2 separate regions of the Homo sapiens genome follow, and region 2 is linked to region 1. Evidence: read pairs that join two places in POLR2A ChIA-PET (ENCODE). Cell type or tissue: GM12878. All regions are shown on one strand.

Region 1 (4,000 bases):
CCCAAGTAGCTATAGCTGGGACTACAATCATGCACCACCATGCCCAGCTTTTTTTTTTTTTTTTTTTTTTTTTTTTTTGTACAGATGAGGTATCATTATGTTGCCCAGGCTGGTCGTGAACTCCTGGATTCAAGCAATCCCACCAGGTGTGAGCCACTGTGCACGGCCCATATTGACTTCTTACCATCAGTATCCAAAGGTGAGTCAGCCAGTGACTTCGAAATAAGTAAAACATACTTTGATGACTTTGGTTCATCTAGTTTTAGCCAGATTGTGGGGGCGGGGGCGGGAACTGTTCTCTGGCCAATTAGTTCCAAGGTCCAGATTATTTAGTGTTTATGTAAGGTTATGTCCTATGGAAACATACTTCTTCATGCCACACTTACTGTTTAATACACATGAAGATTACAAAACCATGTAAATGAGCAGTGAAAGAAGAAAAGCCCTTCTCAGTCAGTCAGAAGATATGTTTATACTACAATCAAGAAACAAGAGCAGCCTTAGAATGAGACAAAATCTCGGCAGGTATTGTGGGCTTGGAAGGGATTGTGTGACTATGTCATTAGAAAACCATATAATATTTTTTCACTCTCTGAATCCTTTAACAGAAAAATGACTTTTGGCAGAAGGAAGAAGAGTATGTCTTCTAAACACTAAAAATTTCTCTCAGAGGCCTTTCCAAGATGTTTTGGATGGCTCTCTGCCTCTCACTCTCTGGCAGCCCGCTCTCCCATCAGTGTTTGCTGAAGGTCAATAAACCCTGCGCAGGCGGGTGCTGTGGAGTGCATGTGTGAGAAAACCTGCTGTTGTTGCGGTAAATGCAGTGTCCACAAATTCATTAGGAATGCATTTGTTCCTGGAAGTGCTAGCTATTCCGGTAACTGGCTGTCGCCAATGTTTTTAACCATATTCTCCACTTTTATGCAGACATTACAGGGCAGAAAACCAGGCTTCTGTTCTCACTGCCTGCATCAATTTGTAATTTGTTACTTGATCGGCTCGTTTTACCTTTCGTCTAGTATAAAAGGGCAGTCTGGGACACTATAGTTATGTCTGGGGCCTCCTTATTAGACTTGATGTTGAAAAGGGGCTCTCTGGGTTAAGAGAATCTCTGAATCTACTTATTCAGCTCTAAAGAAAATATTGGGCATCAGGAAAAACTGAAAAATTATAGGCAGTGTGAAAATTAGAGGAAAATAACTTCTACCTCCCAGATTTTCTCATGCACAACAATAGAAAATATATATATATATTATGATTCCATTGAAATGTTAAGATTTATTTTATTAAGCGTTCTTTCTTCTCTTTGAGACAATATCCCCATTTTTTCTGAGCAACACTTTCGTAAGCTAGCCCTTCTGAATGTCAATAATACTAATATACTTGGAGTTTATAAGAAAAAATTGTAAAAGGCAAAAAAGAAGCTGTGTGCTGAAATGGCCAGGGTTTTATAAGCTTACACACCAAACAAAACATTGCCACTTTTAACGTGACCCGACTGCCAATCTGAGAGAAGAAAACACTAAACAAAAATGGAATCACTGCCTTCTTCTCTGAAGACAATTCTGGTCTGGTTTTCTTGAAGTAATGTCACCTTAAGGGGGTGACAACATTGAACTTCCTGTGATAACGGTAGCTGACACACAAGGCTTCATCTTACTTGTAGCTGGCATGTTAGAACTGGTGAGAAGTGCGAGGCCCTTCCCTCACAAATGGAACACATCTGTCCAGGAAATACACTTCACTGTGCCAAAATGCTTTTAGTGTATCTGCCCCCTGAGTGCCCTATCAAGCTACAATTCCCTGTCAGCAAGTACCTTGTAATTCCTTTCCTTTTATGTTGATGAAAGTCTTGATCTATTATGCCAATACTGCATAGTTTCCACAGTCTCCCAGAAACTATTACTCAGTAATGTGCATAGGGGATGGGGCTCTGTTACTTAGACAACCCACCTCAGCTAAGAACATCAGCCCTTGAAGAAAAACAGTAGCTAGTCAGACTGCCATACAGCTCACGTTGCACTTTGTGGGTGGAAAGAGGAAGAAAAGACCAATGGTGAGATTAGACACTAGAGAAGATAATGCACTACCTTCAGTAGGAGCCAAAAGGGGTGAGTCAAGTAAGGATTTGACTTGCTATGTTCTTCAGCCTAATGGGTTCTGACCATATCCAGTGAGCTAGGGTTAGGATGAGTCATAACTGGAAGTCCCCCTGGTTCTAATTATAGTGGCAGTAACAACAGAGCCTCAGAATGAAGCCTGAGCAGCCTCTACCCCCATTCTTGAGAAAAGGATAGGAGCCCAGGTGGTCACTATGTGTTCAGTTACACAGGCATTCTGAAGTGCATTATATTCAGTCTCTCTGAAGAGCAAACTGAATTCTAGAGTTCAAGAGCGTTTGGTTTAGCACAATAAGAGAAGATTTATAAGAAGAGTCTAAGGTTAGAGCAATTCTAAGTTCACTAAGACCATAGAATCAGACAAAATGAACTAGATTCAGGTGTGTAGTAAGCTGAAAATTATTTAACCCACTACAGTTGATTTCTTTTGCTTGTTTCTAGATGAATCAAAACGTCATTAGCTGCTCATTCAGAATGTATTGAGTGTTCACCATATGCCAGTTATTTTGTTTATTGTGTTGATTGCTGAGGTTACAGAGCAAGTAATAACTAGCACACCTGATGCTGTTAAATCTATGCCAGGCAATATTCTAAGTTCTTTAAAATATTGAATGGTTCATTCCTCAAAACCTAAAGAGGAAGGTATTACTTACTCTTATACCAGTTTTACAGGTGAGGAAACTGATTCAGAGAGGTTAAATAACTTGCTCCAAATTACAGAGCTCTTAGGTGGCAGAGCAGTGATTCAAACCAGGCAGCCCAGCTCCTAGACCATGCTCTTAACCATCGTGTTCTCACATTCCATGATCATTAAACACCAACAGAAACACTACTGGATGAATGGTTGCCAAGGTCACAGGCCATTGATGACAAAACGAAGAGACAATCCATCCACTTATGAATCCCTGACCACTTGTGATCAGGCCTCTGAGACAATGCCAAGTGAGAGTGAGAAATGCCCACAAGCCTTTCTACAGCCCAAGCTATGCTGAACAAAATCCATCCCCTTCAATGTGGCTTTTTTCAGGTTAATCTTTTGTTCTTAAACCATTCAACAAAAACAAACAAAGACTAACATTACAAATCCCCCAAATTGATATTTCAGATTTTATATATTAGATTCAAAATCCATCCTAATAAAAGATATCTTTAAAGGCAGCACTAATATTTCAGCATTTTCTTCTTTTTTGATAAGAAATCTGCTTTCATGTAAAAGTACTCAAAAGTTGCAAAACTTTCAAGTCACGGTCCTCAGTGGATTTTTCTCAATGAATAATACAGGCTTTGCAATAGATCTTTTAGCCTCCATACCCCAGACATCTTTAGAGGAGGATAATAAATCCCATGGCATAGGTATAATTCAGATTTTCAGCTCCATATTCATATGATTGTTTAATATTTATAGACAAGCACTATTTGTTGGAGGCCCAAGTCAGCCAAACATTTAAAGTAATTTCCCCCAGCAGAAACTCCAGTTTATAAAAATAACTTGGCAAATAATTTGTAAATGATGTTCTTAAGTAATCAGCATGCCATCTAAGGAAATTTTGAAGTTGGTATGCTATTTTAGAGAGGAGCATACAAAAGTTTCCTATACAATTTATTAAGAGACAAAGTCGTAGGTGGAAAAATCCTGAATATTGTCTTTGGGTAGATATAACAGATAGAAAAGCACACCATTTAAAACATGTCACTGCAGGAGTGAGTTAATTATCCACTTTGGCTGTTGAATTGTGTGTTCAAGCTTTATAACTTTTTGGTTAAAAGAACCTGCCGTTTACTGGTTGTGGGCTGTTTTTAATAGAAAAAGTCAAGTGAAGAATTGTCACCATCTCTGCCATAAAGGAAAACATGGTCCATTTTCTTTTTGATATGACTGC
Region 2 (4,000 bases), 240 kb after region 1:
ATGCAGGAGTGAAGGTTTCAGGGGCAAAGCAGGAAATAAGAAGGGGCTTTAGGTTATGAAATAACAATGCCAACCATGTGGCAGCAATAAACCACAGGAACAACCCCTCGGTTTAGGAAAGACACTGCGACGGAAGAACAGATGTAGCTCACACCCATGCTGCTGATGTGGGTGGCCAAGTGCTATTACAAAGGGCAAGTGTTGCATGAAATATTAGCAGTTACATTCACCTTTCAATATTTTTCATTCTTTACAACACTGAGCTTGATTACAATGTGTGCTACTGAGCTTGGATGTGCTTAAGGCGAAGACAAAGAGACTCTGGAAAAGAAGCATACGGATGAGAAGTTAATATTATACTTTGGGTTCTTACTAGAGTTGACAGAACTGTGCGTGATTCATAACGTGGGTTCAAATATGCCCAGAAGTTCAGATATTTATCTAAAATTTATCTGTATAAAACTGCATCCCTTGGGGCTCCTGCATTTTAATGAGAAAATAATAGGAGTAAGCTTTCTCTGGAGTTCTCAAACACTTTGAGCTCCTTATAAGTCTCAAATCACTAGGAAATCCTGAGTTTAGAGATTTGAGGTTCAGGGAGTAAGCTCTTTCGGAATATGTACACAAAGAGTAATGCAAATTAAATTTCACTCCTTTTCTAAATAACTCCAGAAAGGTAATATAGGTTCTCACTCTTGTGTAGCTGACATTTTCTATTTGTGCTTGCCAAAGAAAGAATGTAAATCTCTAGGGATTATTTGGAGGATGTGCCTTATAAATAGAAAGAGGTAAACAGATAGAAGTAAAATAAAAATGCATAGAAGTTAAAAAAATGTTTTCAAAAATCATTGCTTTCCCTCTATAGCTGCTCCCCATCTTTCATTAAATAATTTGTTTTGCAAGTGATGTATTAAAAATTTGTTTTGAAATCTACACTGTAAACAATTGTGTCTCTACTGCAATATGATACATTTAACACATCAGCAAAATATCAATACCTTATTAATATTTCAATATTGATATATTAATATTTTCAATTTTCTTAATAGAAAACTTCTTTAAAACAGCCAGACACAAATGACTGCAAGTAACTAAATGGTTACAGTCATACTTTAAGATATGAGCACAACAAGTATTTATAGCAGATTCTCATTCATTTCCAATTTCATGGGCGCACACACATGTATTCTGGTTTCATTTATACTCACCTATTTTTAGTTGAAAAAACCTCTCAATCTAATAAATGAAATGCTATATTCATTATGACTAAAATTATCTACACAGTGTAGTGTATGTGTACTGATAATGCCCAACAATAAGAATGCTTTGTATTTGTACACAATGAACAGTGCTCTTACACTTAAAATCTCTTCACCTATAATAAAAAAAAAAAACAAAACTGTCAGCCGAGGGTATATACAGCAATTTTCACACACTTATTGTTTCCTTCTTTTTAGTCATTTGCCAAACCAGAAGAAGGGTAAAATAAATTGCCTTTCTTTTCTCTTCTACACTTTAGAAGCTGTATTTCATCAGTTCTTTGTGCCTTCTAACTTTTAAAAAAAATAACAAAGTGGTTAACTTAGGCATCGAGTCAATCAACTTTTGGTTTCAAAAACTCAGCAATGTAACTATTATTAGATGACTAAGAAAAAAATACTAGGTGACTAAGTAAATCTAGTTATTAATTAACACCTCAATGCTTCAAAAAGAGATATGAGTTGGACATGAGACCAGGCAGTATTTCAAGCTTTATATTATGCTGTGCATGGCATGAAACTGCTGACTTTTCTTTTCTGAGAGGGCTGACAGTATATTTCTAACCTACTATTAGAAATAGCATCTTAGAAGATTTACTAAATGAATGCTACAAAAAAATAACAAATTAATATACAGCCATGGGTCTTACTTCTAAAAATGTTTTAAGCACCCATATGGGCAGCACAATAGCAATAATACAGAGATTAGCATGGCATTTGTACATGGACGATATGTAAATGTGTACAGTCATCCACATTTTTCAGTAGATACCAGCAGCCAGGGAATGTGGGTCAGCGTAAAGACTACAAAGGGGCACAGTGAAAGTTTGGGGTGGTAATGGAAATGTTCCATATCATGATTCTAGTAGTGGTAATATGACTGTATACATTTGTTAAAACTCATCAAATTGTACTCTCAAAATTGGTGAATTTTATTTTGTGTAAGTTATAGCTCAATAAAGCTGACAAAAAATGTTCTCAAATACTAAAAAAAAAATTGTGAAAAATATATTATTTCTCCCATCCATCCCATGTACTAAGTGGGGAAATAAAATTTCATGGAAAGCACCACACGTTCTCAATTATAAGTGGGAGCTGAACAGAGAGAACACATGGACACGGGAGGGGAACAACACATACTGGGGCCTGTCAGGGGGTGGAGTAGGAGAAGGGAGAGAGCATTAGGAAAAGTAGCCAATACATGCTGAGCTTAATACCTAGGTGATGGGTTGATAGGTGCAGCAAACCACCATGGCACACGTTTACCTATGTAACAAACTTGCACATCCTGCACATGTACCCCAGAACTTATAAGGAAAATAAAAATTAAAACAAACAAAAAGTTCATAAAAAACACAGGGACTTTCTCCTTCTATTCTTCTGTTTGAAGAATTCAGTCACGGCAGAAGCAGTCGGTTTTAAGTTAATTTATCAATCTCTGACAACCAAATAAAAATTCACCATATTTGGATACAGAAGTAATTATTTCAATGTAATATCTAATAAACTAGATATTAAACTAAAGCAAATGTTTAGAAAACATGTAAAATTGAATGATCAGTAATTGATAATGTGCTGCTTCTCAAAAGCAAACAAAATATATTGAAATCTTTTGCCCTTTTTTGATCAGATTATCAGATTTTTTTTCCTATTATAGAGTTGTTTGAGCTCCTTAGATATTCTGGTTATTAATTCCTTGTCAGATGGGCTTCATGGACTGTATGCTAAACTTAAAATTTAAAATATCATGTCCATAAACATTAAAATGAATAAAATTCTTCGGTCACTAAAAAAAGGAAACAAAATACTTTAAGAACAATATCTTTCCTCAAGGTAAATATTATTATTCGACTTTTGATCATAAAAATCTATTTTTCTTTCTCTAACCACTCATCAGATTAAAACTTAAAACAAATATATATGTTCACATGTTATGCACAGAAAATGTTATGTACAAAGAATATGTATATAGGACTGCGTCTGTCTCCAGTATATTCACAACAACAGAAGTTTTTGTCTTTTTTCTCTTTAGACTTTTTTTTTGCATGTCAATCTGATGAGATGGGAAAAATGAAGCTGGAAAAGAAAACAAAACTGAAGCTAAAGACAATAAAGAAGATTGATTAAACCCACATTATCAAGTAAGTGTCAATAGCAAGGAGCTACTGGGATCCTGCACTCTTTTTCTCTGAACTTTTAGCCTTATGTCCATCAAGCCTCAAGATAACTATCCATCATGGAGTCAACGTGGCGAACAACTGTGTGGTCCTTTGATAAGGGACAGTGTCACAATTTGTCTCCTTCTCTTCCCACAGATCACCACTAACAGGGCAAGGCCAGGCCACAACAGCTGCAAATAACCCAAAGACATTCCTTAGTGTAAAATAAATTCTCAGCAAAATTGTAGAACAGAAATCTAAGCAACCTTCAAAAATATCTAAATTCAATGATTATTTACTTGGATGTCTCATGTCAATTATATTTGTTCTTTTTCTAAATACCAGTTTTGATGAATCCAAGTTTTAAGTATAATTAAATAACAGGATTGTGATACATTAGAAATGTGCTGATGTTAACCATCCACTGACAGTTACAATGTAGCATGTACAAAATCTGAGTAATATTTAAAATCTGTAATTGGACTATGCTGTCATTTATGCAATGCCTACAAGGAGGTAATTCATGCATTTCGATGTATGATAGGACATCTATGTCACTTAAAAACAACACAATTTAGTAAA

The links. Peaks named below come from ENCODE experiments on the same cell type or tissue, not always from the same donor. Only the 100,000 strongest peaks of a DNase experiment are listed, where the experiment ranks them.
Region 2: POLR2A ChIA-PET joins it to region 1 with 6 read pairs; 1 of 35 experiments calls an interaction of 5 or more read pairs at or near these places.

Annotation. Positions count from the first base shown.
Region 1 is chr5:89,312,178-89,316,177 of GRCh38, reverse strand. The region is part of intron 7 of MEF2C-AS1 (MEF2C antisense RNA 1); the gene reads right to left. Among named protein-coding and RNA genes, the nearest start is that of LINC02161, 270 kb to the left of the region's middle. RefSeq lists enhancers at 2,030-2,479, 2,550-2,639. In GM12878, no CTCF peak of the experiment used is centred here; a DNase peak (open chromatin) is centred at 2,047; H3K27ac peaks cover 4,000 bases.
Region 2 is chr5:89,069,315-89,073,314 of GRCh38, reverse strand. The region is part of intron 3 of MEF2C-AS1 (MEF2C antisense RNA 1); the gene reads right to left. Among named protein-coding and RNA genes, the nearest start is that of MEF2C-AS1, 190 kb to the right of the region's middle. RefSeq lists silencers at 1,067-1,116, 3,369-3,663. In GM12878, no CTCF peak of the experiment used is centred here; DNase peaks (open chromatin) are centred at 1,188 and 1,664; H3K4me3 peaks cover 966 bases; H3K27ac peaks cover 2,426 bases.